Regions from separate parts of the Mus musculus genome. Here regions 2 and 3 are each linked to region 1. The links are chromatin contacts, found by Hi-C or POLR2A ChIA-PET in ENCODE. All regions are on one chromosome and are shown on one strand. The core of a region is the stretch at or near the end of the contact, and the rest is flanking DNA. Distances in the headings are between cores, read along the strand shown.

What was found. Hi-C counts contacts between places; a loop is a spot of excess contacts on that map. ChIA-PET counts read pairs that join two places held with the same protein, here RNA polymerase II (POLR2A).
Region 2: a loop to region 1 is called in a map of heart, with 1.9 times the contacts of the local background. The contact joins the promoter of Borcs6 here to the promoter of Trappc1 in region 1. A Hi-C loop is called at or near these places in 1 of 37 maps with a recorded cell type or tissue (heart). POLR2A ChIA-PET finds 5 or more read pairs at or near these places in 4 of 5 experiments (Patski and embryonic stem cell).
Region 3: POLR2A ChIA-PET joins it to region 1 with 17 read pairs in embryonic stem cell. The contact joins the promoter of Trp53 here to the promoter of Trappc1 in region 1. POLR2A ChIA-PET finds 5 or more read pairs at or near these places in 2 of 5 experiments (Patski and embryonic stem cell).

Annotation. Positions count from the first base shown.
Region 1 is chr11:69,321,876-69,326,013 of GRCm38, reverse strand. Trappc1 (trafficking protein particle complex 1) reads right to left here and starts at 2,028. Exons shown (of 5, transcript NM_001024206.2): 1 at 1,948-2,028; 2 at 1,758-1,856; 3 at 1,549-1,619; 4 at 1,052-1,190; 5 at 221-575. The coding sequence starts at 1,856. The coding sequence ends at 447. It overlaps Cntrob (centrobin, centrosomal BRCA2 interacting protein), which reads left to right and starts at 2,141. Exons shown (of 19, transcript NM_172560.3): 1 at 2,141-3,324; 2 at 4,081-4,138. The coding sequence starts at 3,052.
Region 2 is chr11:69,057,638-69,061,775 of GRCm38, reverse strand. It overlaps Borcs6 (BLOC-1 related complex subunit 6), which reads right to left and starts at 2,001. Exons shown (of 1, transcript NM_028005.3): 1 at 200-2,001. The coding sequence starts at 1,978. The coding sequence ends at 896.
Region 3 is chr11:69,578,035-69,582,172 of GRCm38, reverse strand. Trp53 (transformation related protein 53) reads right to left here and starts at 1,814. Exons shown (of 11, transcript NM_011640.3): 1 at 1,658-1,814. It overlaps Wrap53 (WD repeat containing, antisense to Trp53), which reads left to right and starts at 2,924. Exons shown (of 10, transcript NM_144824.3): 1 at 2,924-3,503; 2 at 3,628-3,726. The coding sequence starts at 3,121.

The sequences.
Region 1 (4,138 bases), core at 779-3,278:
ACATTGTCACAGCTAAAGGTAAGACAGGATGTGTGTACTACATCTATCAAGTGGTAGCAAAGGTTGCTGCTAAAATTCTAAAACACAACAAAGTATCCAGCTCGAGAGAAATCTGCTGGGAAAACCTCTTTATAGGCTTCAGGGATGTGTGGCTACCCTAGTTCTCATTTTTGTGTGAGTCACACTGGGAGGGGCCACAGGAACTCACACTCAGGCAGCAGAGGGTGACAAAAAGTTTATTCAGTTTATTCTGTGTTTCTCACAGAGTCAAGCAGGGATAAAACTGGCGTAGACTCCTGTGAGCTTCATTCTTATGACTTGAAGGCAGTGGGTGGTAGGCCTTCGGGGGAAAGCTCTCGGAGACAGGTAGATGGAAGGGCTCTCAATGTAACAAGTGAGATGGGCCCAGGCAGTCACAGGTTCTTCTGAGGGGTGAGGTAGATGTTTCAGCCAGCTCTGGCAGAGAAGAAGGGCAAAGATCGGACATAGGAGTCTAGCCGGGATCGAAAGAGCTCACTTTGCACAGTTTGTCCCAGCGGGCACAGAGGATTCTTCACAACAAACTCCACATACAGCTGCGAAAAGGAGGGTGTGTGAGCCTGATGTGAGACACTTTTCATTTTCAATCTCAAACATGGTGTAATCTCGAGAATATAAGAATACACGGGTGGGGTTGGGGTGGAGAGAGCTCAGGAATTAAGAAAGCATACTACTGCTTTTGCAGAGGTTAGTCAGAGCCTAGCACCCATGTTGGTCAGCTCACAACTGCCTGTAATTCTCCAGAGGATCTGTCCTCCACAGACACTTGTGCTCATGTGCACACATACCCTCTACACAATACATATAATTAAAATAAGAAATACATCATTTATAAAAAAAAAACCCAAAAACCTGCACAAGCTCTCCCTTAGAGAAGCTATTACTGTTTAAGGAGCTAAAGGCTCTGGAGAAAACTGAGTTCAACAGGGATGTGATACAGAAGGATAAGGGCAGAAAACCCGAGGGACTCCTAGGGCTCTAGGAGGAAAAGGGTTCCTCTACTGACACTGACCGCACTGTAGATATGGTGTAGAACATCTCGGATAGGGCCCACGCCCAAGTCAGTATTCATGACAACCTTGATTCCAGTGGGAGTCTCGTAGTAATGGAGTTTGTAACGGCTAGTTTGGAAAGACAGAAAGCCATCCTTCCTGCAGAAATGAGTATTCAGACAGGAGTGAAATCACTCCCAAAGAAATATTTGTGATGCCCTCAAGGTCAACTCCTTCCTATTCATATAGATAGTTTGTAGCAGGTTCATTGAGTAAAAACACCTCCGGTCATCCCCACCCCCGATGTAATTGCAACTGCCTTCACTCTCTCCCCACTTTCAGACCATTCCTGTATCCGCTCCTGCCAGCTTCAAGATTCTCGATCCAGATTCAGCCTCTCTAAAACACACCCTCCCCTCTTTGGGGCCACACGCCACTTCCATTCCAAAACAATATCTCCTGTTCCCAAGGCTGGCTAGCTAGCCCTCCCTTCAACACCCCTCTAAAACCACCGTACATGTCTAGCGGGGACATCTTGCTGACAAACGAACGAATGGAGAAGAGCATTCCATACATCAGCTTGTACTCCTGGAGGGAGAGGTGGTAGAATTAGATCTCGGTTATGGAGGGGGGACAGGATGGGAATAGGAAGGACTTGGGATTTGGAGGAAGAGGACTGGACTGGGACTATGTGCATTTGGGGATTCGCTGGGACCCTCCGATCACCTCTTCCTTAGGGATCCCTGCTTGCTTCTTGCGGTGCCACTCGCTGTAGTGTAGACACACTCCATTCCGGTCAAAAAGGTACAGATTGTGGACAGTCATCTGCAAGATAAAGAGCCTCGCTCAGTGGCTGGTACCCAACTCTCTAGAACCTGATTCTTCAGCCAGGTGGGAACCCCACCCCCGGACTCACCGGAATTGCTCTGAAAGAGGGTGACAAGCTACTTCCGGTTTATAAAGCCCAGCTGGGTCGTAAGCGGCAACCTCAAGAACCCTTAACTCCGCCCCGATAGTCTTACTAGACTCCGCCTCCCTCCTGAAGCCAATCCGTGGTCGCCGATGCCGCGCGCATGCGTGCCCACGTTCCCGGGCCTCTGAAGCCCAGTGATGTGCGGGGAGCTTGGTCTCGCGGGCGGGTGACGTAATTCGGTTGGAGGCGGGATTGCAAGCGGTGGGCGGGAGGCTGCCAACGGTTTTGCAAGCTAGTGTCGCGCTAGGGAGGTTGGCCTTTGGTCTTTCTCTGTGGAGGTTATGGGGCTTGGGGGACAGTCCTCCTCATCTTGGGAAACCAGGGCCGACATGCTCAGAGTAGTCGGAGCCAGGTGGTTGCGGTAGAGAATACCAGGCGGCTGGTTGCCGGGTGTATGTCTGTGCGCGCGCGCGCCCCTTTTATTGAGATTTCTTAGGGTGGGATAGGGAGGAATTCTATGGACCTCTGCTGTGGCTTTTTTTTTATCAGGAAGGATTAGAGGGGAAATCCGAGGAAGTCGACTCTGGGTGGGACAGGTGAAGAAAGGGCGAAACGGGGGTGTTGTGGCATTGAAGTCTTGCCTCTTTCTTCACTAAAACCAATTGGGGGACATACATTGGGCCAGCTTTGGTTTGAGGTCTGTTTCAGTTTGCACATTTTGAGTGTGGGGAAAAAAAAAAGCTAACCATGGTTAACCCGTGCCGAAACTGATTTGCAATTTCCAGGACCCTAGTTAGGAGGAAGGAACTGCAGCGGTTCTGTCTCCCTGCATGCAGGTCTTCTGACCATTCCCCTGACTTTCTGCCTTGCACATCCGCTTTTAACCGTTCCCAGGAGTTGGGAGAAAGAATGTGTTTGCCCTCTCCATGGTCTCTGGAGTCAGTGGACACTCCTCTAACCAGAAAGCTCATTTGTTGAGGACCCAAAGTGTCTTCCTCCCTTCCAAATCTTTCTTCTTTGTGAACTTATCCACAAGTTTGGACCCCTCTCAGAACTGAGGCAGGAGTTCCCAGTCCCCTGCTGAGTCCAGTTGTCTCTTCACTGTACATGGCGACAGCAGCCCCCAGTCCCAGTTCTCCTCTCCGACCTGAGGACCTCCTGAGCGATTCGTCAGAGCCTCCTGGGTTGAACCAGGTGTCCTCCGAGGTGACCTCCCAACTGTATACTTCTTTGCATCTCAGCCGCCAAGCTGAGGCCACGGCCCGGGCCCAGCTGTATCTAGCTCCCACCTCCTCACCTCCTAACGAGGGCTTAGACAGCTTGGCTCAAGAACTGAGTCGCAGCTTGTCCGTTGGATTGGAAAACAACTTGAAGAAAAAGGTGAGAGAGGTGCGTCTTGGAGATCTCTCGGGTGTTAGAAAGCATTAGGTTCCTGGGCTTTCAGGTTAGCTTTGCTGTGGCTTGCGTCTATTAATTAGATTTAAACGATCTCCTCCAAGCACACAGGGCTTTCATGCTTTTTTCTCACAGAAGATACTTTTGAGGGAATGGCATAAACCTATAATTTGGGAAGTTATGACGGTTCCTAGGGTTTTGCTTTGTTTTTGCATGTTTTTGTTTGGACAGACACCTGCCCCTGTAGAGTAGCTTGGTGTCCTAGAAGTGGGGAGTAGGTTTCTTGAACCCAAGTGAGAACTGGAGACTTAAGGACAGCTGCAGCACACGTGAAGATCCTGTCAGCTCGAAATTCTTGTGATTTTGTGGTATGCAAGTCACTGCACATGCATGTGTAGGAAGATAGTTGTACCAAAGGAAAGGATACCTGCTGTGCGGACTGGCGAGAGTCCAGAGTGTGGGATCCGGTAGGCACAGCTGCACCAGGCTTAGACAGGCCATCTGCTCCTCAGTTGACAGCAGTCCCCCTCCAGCCTTGTTTTAAACCTGCTACTTCATTCACTTACTCCCCTTCTGGCCTCTGTAAACATTTGGGGTTTGGGGTTCAAGGTGAAGCCGGGTTTGAGTGCCTTCCTTAGTGTTCTAAGGCCCATTTGAAAATTCTATCCTGGTAGTGCGTAGAATGCTGGTGACACTGGTTAAAATGTCACTTCTGTGGGCTTTCTTTTTTCTCCCCCCTAGGATGGGTCTAAGCACATCTTTGAGATGGAAAGTGTTCGGGGTCAGCTCCAGACCATGC
Region 2 (4,138 bases), core at 752-3,251, 260 kb after region 1:
GTGTTTCTGCTTTAGTGGCTCTTCGGGCCCTTTATGATCTCCCTCAGCTCTGACGCATCTCCTCCATCTAACTTAAGACTTCCTCCCCCACACTCCCAGTTCCCACTCCCGGGAGCTCTGGAGCCACAGGGGCCTTCATTCCCATTCCTTTGGCTTCTTCAACCCCTTCGACCCCACACAAAAAAACAGGCTCAGCCTTAGCAGCAGCAGCACTTTAATTCCACAAAAACTCAGAAAGCCAAAATTAATTAGAATACTCCACAACAGGTGGGCTTCAAAACCAGTAACAATTCGACCGGAACCCTGAGAGCAGTGAGACACTCCCCCGTGCCCCCCACCGCTCTCCCTCCATCATGAAATGTGCTCCTCCACCCCGTGGCATTTTAGGGGACCAGAGGAAAGAAGCGGGAGGTTATGCAGATGTTGCGCCCTCACCCTCGCATGGTGTGTGGGCAAGAACCGCTCAAGTTCCTAAAGCCCCTGGCACTTGAGGTGTGTGACCATTGGGATCCGGATAGCCGCAGCGGGGCTGAGGTCTCTCTGATCACACATTCGTGTCTGCCCCACCCTCCAGCAGAGATCTAAGGGCCTGTATTCCCATGGACGGTGTTCTAGCTTAGGGAGAAGGGTCAGGAAGAACAGGGTAGCTATAGATGGCCAACTGAATAAAAGCAGAGCTACATCCCTTTTCACCAGGAGAATCCTCACAACTTCCCCATTCACACTCCATAGGCTTAGAATGGGCACAGGCCTCCTAAACGCTTGTGGAAGAACCTCTAACGTACAGGCATCCCCTCAGCAAGCAGTTTCCACCAGGGCTCTTTGAAGAATCCTGAGGGTCCTACTGGACCCTGGTCTGGCCAGGTTACGCATGGTCTCTCCTCTATGCTCCTGGTCACTTGCATAGGGCCTCCAACACCTCCAGCGTGCGTCGGATATCTCGGACTTGGCGTGCCAGCCCCTGAACCGGTTGCAAAGCCCGTTCCAGCTCCTCGCAGCGCGCAAGTAAGGTGTACATGCCCTTAATGCTCATGTCCACGGCTTCACCTAAGGAGTCCACCGCGTCGCGGTAGGTCTGGATACAGCCCACACTCAACGCTGTCAGCTCTTGCACCGCACCACCCAGCCCGCGAAGCAGACGGTCTACCCGGCCGCCCAGCTCGCGACTCAGCCGCTCCAGATCCCTCAGCACGTCCGGGTCGATGGGAGGGATGGTGGGGGTGGGTGCGGGCGTTAGGCAGGGCCGCACAGAGGCAGGGGGAACGGGTGGTGGGGCGCCACTCAGTCGGATCTTGAGTTGTAGGTTGTTGGCCACAAAGTGAGTAAGGTCGCCGTGGCGGCTCACCGTGCCCTCCAGCTCTAGGGGGCTGGAGATAGTGGCGCGACGTCCTCCGCCCGCGCCGGTCTCGCCACTGGATGAAGACCCCCCTCCACCGCACGCCCCACTCAGCCCGTCCAGGCTGCGGCTGTCCTGAAGGCGGCTGGGGAAGGAGCGGCCAGCCCTACCCGCCGCCGCCTCTTCGTCCTCGTCGTCGTCGTCGTCACCCTCTTGCTGCGGCAGCTCCACATTCATCTCGACGCCTCCGGGGCTCCCTCGACGGCAGACCCTCAGAGCGGAGGGCTGATCCTCGCTGGGCTCCGGCTCCGGGTACCAGGAGGACGGGGGCGGGGCGTGCTCGGAACCTGGCACCCCCCGGCGTCCCCGGGCCCCTGACGGCGTCGCCCGGGAGCTCGGCTTGTCCTCCCAAGTGTCCAGCTCCGGCCCATGGGCGATGCTGCCGCTCCAAGTCTTTGGGGACGCTCGGGGATGACGGCTCGAGACCCCAACGCTCTCAGCCTCTTCCTCCCCGGACAGCGTCCGGACTGAGGGCGGCTTCGAGGGCGTTCGGGACGGCCTGCCGCTGAAAGTCGCGGCCTGGTGCTCAGCTCCGACCGAAAGCTCCGGCTCCGGCCCGAGCCGCCCCTGGGCGGCCTCCATACTGAGGGTGGGGGCCGGAACCGCGAGTCGTCCGCCGGGCTCCCCGGTCAGCGGCGGCGCCTTTAAGGGGCGTTGGCGGAGGCGCGCCGATTGGCAGCCGGATGATAATGGTCCGGACAGGAAGAGCTCTGTGATTGGTCGCCACCCCAGGAAGTTCCGGGAGGAGGGCTGTTATTGAACTGCAGAACACAAGTGAAAGCCAGTCGGGTGGCAGCTCCGGGGTGACAGCTGTGCGCGGGGCCCCGCCCCTTCGGAAAGTTGAGGGGGCGGGTCTTAAAAGACCCGAGCCCCGGAGCGCCGGAGTCCCACCGGGGCGGAGCTTAGGCTCTATGTCCACGGTGGTGTCGTCCGGAATTACCGCCGAGCAGTCGCACTCCACCGGGGATCGTTTTTGGAAGCTCTAGGGGTTCTTGGATGCTCAGGGTTGGACCGAACCGAGCTAGAAAACCGAGAAAGAAAAACAGCAGCGCCAAGAGAGAGAAAGCCGGAATTCCCAGCGGAACGGGGCTGATTGGTTCCATCCTTGAAACATTGACAGACTGATCGTTGAAGCGCCCAGAGTGACTCACTGTGCAGGGGAATTGCAGGTCGTGGACTTTCCTGTGCTTTTGTCACTCTTCGGCCTCCTGTCCCCTCTGCGTAGAGCATTTCTCTCATTGGAGGATAATATTGAGGGTTGTTTGTTTGTTTGTTGTCACAAGAGAAAATATTCCATAGGTGAAAGAATCAGACGTTTTGATAAGCACGCTCGGGAAAATAAAGGGCTGTGATTGAGAGTAAGAAGGACTAGTTAGATGAGGCCTCGGTCGGGAAAGGTCTCTGATGGGAACTATCAAGGGCATCAACTCAGCTTGCTGACAGAGGGAGGAAACCTCAGAGGCAAAGAGGTTTGATATAAACAAGAAACGCTGGGGTACGGAGTGTGGGGGAAGGACAGAGAGAAGACACCAGGGCTAAAATAAATGAGAAGGGAGAGGATTAACAACATCCAGATCGAAGATTCAGGACCCCCGGGCCACATTCCCAGGGCACTGTGGTTTCTGTAACAGATGGAGAGTCTTTCCAAGGGCCGTGGGACAGGAATCAAATGGTAGAAAAGTCGTCAACTGCAACACAGCCAAAGCTCTGGGACCCTTCTAGTTAGCAAAACAATGAATTAATATTCTTCCTTGGTTTAGAATCTTTGTATACCCCCGGCTGTCCTGGAAGTAGCTTTGTAGACCAGGCTGCCCTCAAACTCACATCACAGAGATCTTTCTGCTTCTGCCTCCCAAGTTCTGGCTGGGGTTAAAGGCAGAAGGACACCTGTTCCTGTTTTTGAAACTGAATCCTGTGTGGAAAGTGTGCACAATCACTGTGGCTAGTAATTGCAGAATCTTCCTGTTTTTTTTTTTTTTTTTTTGCATCCCTTCACCCTGTCTTTATTCTTTTTTAAATTTGTTTTGTTTTGTTTGTTTGTTTGTTTTTCGAGACAGGGTTTCTCTGTGTAGCCCTGGGCCTTTGTAGACCAGGCTGGCTTCAAACTCAGAAATTCGCCTGCCTCTGCCTCCCAAGTGCTGGGATTAAAGGCGTGCGGCACCATGCCCAGCCCTGTCTTTATTCTTGTGTTCCTTGCTCGTTTCTTGAGCTCTTTTTCCTTCAAAAGAAGCCATCTTTTGCAAGTCTTTTGTTTTCTACTACTATTACTACTGCTACTATAATTACTTTCTCCTCCTCTTCTTCATGCCAAAGGTGTGCAAAATAAGATGACATTTGGTGTGATAGTGGAGATTTTAGTTGGTGTCATAAGGTTTAGTTGGGACATTGTCTTCCCTATTTGGTGACTCCATTTAGATTCCTTTTGTATATGTACATGTCTTAGGGAGCCTCTATAGTAGGTTTCCATATGGTTTTAAATGTCCTTTAGTGTTAGCTGTCCCTCCCCATATTTCCTCCTTTACCTTCCTTCCTTCCTTCCTTCCTTGATCCATTTAATCCTCCTAGTTTCCCCTTTGGCTCTCCATAACAGTATATTCTATTTCCCTGTCTAAGTACCTGTCTTAGTTTGGGTTTCAATTGCTATAAAAGAGACACCATGACCACAGCAACTTCTTTTTTGTTTAATTCTCTATTCTCCTGACTTCTCAGTCCCAACCAACCCTCCTTATACTTTTAAACACA
Region 3 (4,138 bases), core at 565-3,064, 260 kb before region 1:
CAAAGTTGTCTTTATGTAAAAAAAAAAAAAACAAAAAAACCAATTTACATATATCTACATTTGTAAACAAGATGGGGCCTAGGGGCACCTCCTTTTGACTTCGGGTTGGGATCTTTTAACATTCACAAGAGAGTCCTTCACTAAATCCAGTCAAAGAGATTGCAAGAGCAGGGAGGCTATTTGCATAAGAAGGCATCCCTGGACCGCTGTGGCTGTCCAGTCTAACCTTCACAGCTAGGGTTCCCTTCGCGCGTCAAAGTTTAAGTGAAGTCATTTGTATACTTTCTCAATGAACTGGAGGATCTAGTCTTCCTTACGGCTTTACAGCTGAAGCCACGAAAACAAAGTCCCCCCGCCTCCCGGTCTACCTATCATTTATTCTTTAGACCGAAACTAAATCTTCAGATGGACAAAAAAATTTACTTCCCGATCCAAGTGCAGTGTGGAAATAGTATTTTTACAAAAGAAAAAAAGGCACGCACGATGTCTGGTGCGCGATAAGAAACTGTAATGAAATGACCTGTTCTAAAAATTGAAGTGGCGGGGACAGGCATAGCCCACGCCCAGGCAGAGTCCCGCCACCTCCCGCTGGGAAGAACCGGATGGTGCGGGCTGACTGCACTTAGGACCGCCGGGCGCCCGGGGCCCAAGCCCGCCCCTTCCGCTTTCAGGACGCGCGGAATGCGTTAAGCAAGGGAATGGCTCACCCTAAAACCGGATACTCGGTAATTTGCTTTTCCGGCAGGAAGAAACGACCTATCGGCGCACTCTTTTAAATAAACACCTCCTCCTTTGCAAAAGCAATAACCAAGTAATCCAGAAAAATAAGATGTCGAGGACAGCAGTTTTCCTCCTCAAACCACAGAACCAGCCTAGAATCCATTTCTCCCCTTTCGCTACTCCCCCGTCGCCGGGCGAGCAGTGATCTGCTCCGAAAACAAGAAACCGGAAATGCTCCTGCAAGCGGCAGAAACGTAAAGGAGCCAAACAATAACAGGGCCGGCGGGCCTTTCAGACCAAGAGGCTGAGTCGGGCCCCGAGGGCAAATACTTCTGGCTAGCACCGCTAGTGCTTCAGGCTTTTCTTGGATTTTCTTCATCTAGCAGGGTCGAGAAGCGGCTGGAAAAAAAAAGAAATCACTCCAGGGACAAAGGTCCGGAAGTTGCGGGACCTTAGCAGCTAAGGCTCCCCGGATCACCCCGATCTCATCCAGGAACGGAACCCAGGGTTTCATTAGGATGCTATGGGGGGTCTTAAGTCTTAAGCTATGAATCTCGAAAAATCTTAAATCCTGGTGCTTTGTGCATGTTATTTCCGGAGCTTCCATCACCTAGCAGCGGGCAGATAAGTGTGTACAACGCGTAGCGGAGAGAAAACCCCTTAGGCCATCTCAGTGGTCCCTATATGCTCTACTTTGCAGGTGCATGACAGTGAGGCTCGTCGGTCCTAACATCATCATCATCAGCTACCCTCACTACAGCATCTGACATATACACTCCCGTTCATCCCGCCCGCCAAGCTTCCATTCCGCCCATCTCCATCGCGCTGAGTCCCCCCACTGCCCCACCCCCAAACCCCACGGTTTTCTCTAGTTTTATGGATGCAAACGGAGAGAGCCAGTGACCGAGAGGTCTCGTCACGCTCATCAATTACTTACCCAGTCTTCGGAGAAGCGTGACACCCTGCTGGGAAGGAGGAGGATGAGGGCCTGAATGCTAGGTGCCCCCTAACTGTAGTCGCTACCTACAGCCAGGATGGTCCCAATGAACTGAAGCTACAGAACTTTAGCCAGGGTGAGCACGTGGGAGGGGAAAGTCCCAATCCCAGCAACCCCCGCGAGACTCCTGGCACAAAGCTGGATAGTCGCCATAACAAGTAAGGGCAAGTCCTTCCGTGGGTTGAGGGCAAGAAATGGAGGCGGGGACTTGCAGAGTCAGGATTCTCCCTGAGATGTTGCCCTCAGCAGGAACGCTTTGTGAAAAGTCGTCTAAGATATAGAGCTGTGAGGGCAAAATGGGTGGAAACCGATTCGGAGGACTCCTGCCTCTGTGTCAAGTATAAAGAGTGGAAAGAATTAAGTTTTTATCGTAAGTGGACCGCCACTGTTCTGAGCTCTGTGCTCTTTCCTATCCAGCTAGATAGTCATAGCCATCTTTTTGGATTTTTAAGACAGAGTCTTTGTAGCCAAGGCTGGCCTGGAATTCGCGGCCGTCTTCCTGCTTTAGGCCTTCCAAGTACAGGGATGAACCAACACGGGCCCCTAAGTTCTTTTTCCCCTCATTAGCTAAAATGTCACTTTAGAAAGGCTTTTCATAGTATCTCAATCTAACGTGTTCTCCGAGATACTTGGTATCGCACCACCGTGTTTAATTTCCTGTACAGTCCTTATCACTCTCTGTAAAGACTGTTTTCACAGCCTTTAATTGCACAGCAACGAAAACTTTATGGAGATTAAGAACTAGAAAACATTGCTATTTTTTTCCCAATGCCTTGTATAGTCCTGGGTTAGGCAGTAAGAACTTGATAATAAATGTCGAATGAATGAAGGGAGGGCGGGGGAGAAAGGGAAAGAGAGGAACAAGAAGGGGGGAGAGATGGGGAGAAAGGAAACCTGAGGTTACGGGATTCAAAACAAGATAGTCAAGAGGGGCAAAAACTGTAGAAATTATGCGCCCTCTGCAGGCCAGGGAGGATAGGCGCTTTAAGAATTACCCCCAGGGGACGGTAGGGGGCGCTCGTGTAGTTTTCGCCAAGGCCCAGAGTTCAGACTACAACTCCCAGAAACCTCTAGGAATTCTCCAGCGCTTGAGGTGTAGGCAAAGTCGTTCCTTCCCGCCTTCCCGCTCGGAATCGGAGGAGGATGCGGAGAGCCTATCGGAAGGTGGCCCGACTCCCGCGAGAGCAAGAAGCCCTGGCGGCGCCTAGCGACCCTAGGCGCTTGGCTTTGGACACTCGTTCCCTGGTGATTGCTTTAGGTTCGGCTTACATTTTCCGGAAGAGGAAAGCGGACTCCGGTCTCTGAGCATCCCTGGGAACGGTAATGCACTCTAGCCTCGGCAGCTGGTAGCCGGCTCAGCGAGACTTGCCCGACCTCTGCCTTCCGGGGGCTTACTCTACAGAATGAAGACGTCGGAGGAGCGACTCTTAGCTCCGGATAGCCTCCCTCCTGACCTGGCCCCAGCTCCGGTACCCCAAGGTTCCCCAGCGGAGAAAAATACAGACTTTGAACCGGTGCCTCCGCCATGCGGTGGTGATGACCAACCCCAGCTAGCCACAGATCCCGTGGCTAGCTTGGTTGTGTCCCAGGAGCTTCAACAAGGGGACTCTGTACCTCTGGAAGTAGAATTTAATACTTCCAGTGAGTTGAGTCCTGGAATCGAGGAGCAAGATGTTTCTGAACATGCGAGTCTTCCCGGAGAAGAAACGAATCTCCCCGAGTTGGAGTCAGGAGAAGCCACGGAAGGTGTGTCTGAGGAACGCGCTGAAGTGGATGAGGGGGACACGTAAGTGACACTGGAATCTGAGGAGCCTGGACCTGTGAGAACGACAGCCACCGGTCCTCAGCACCATTTTATTTCCATTTTGCTCTGACGACCCACGTTTGCTGTTTCTCCATCTCCTTTCCAGCTTTTGGACCTACAGCTTCTCGCAGGTACCCCGATACCTCAGTGGTTCCTGGTCCGAGTTCAGCACCCGCTCCGAGAACTTCTTGAAAGGTTGCAAGTGGTAAGTACGATGGGCAAGGAGATGGCCATCTTCAGGAGTTTCCCCTTAAAACTTAACCACACATACTTGGCCCCTTTCGGTGGGACGACAGTCTTGTAATCTCAACTGTTGGGAAATGGAGGCCTGGTTTGTCCACAGAGTGAGACCCTGTCTTAAAATAAAAACAGTAACAAAGTTGGGCGCATGCCTTTAATCTCAGCACTCTGGGGGAAGAAGCAGGCAGATGTGTGAGTTCCAGGCAAACATGGACCATGGGTCCAGTTCTAGGACAGCCAGGGCTACTTAGAGAATCTGTCTTGAGGGAAAGCAAAACAAAACAAAAGCTAAAATCAACCCCAGGGTTTCTAGAAGTTGCTAGGGAGCAATAGACTACGGGTGATACCGAGGTTAAGGTTTTCCCTGCCCTTCCCCT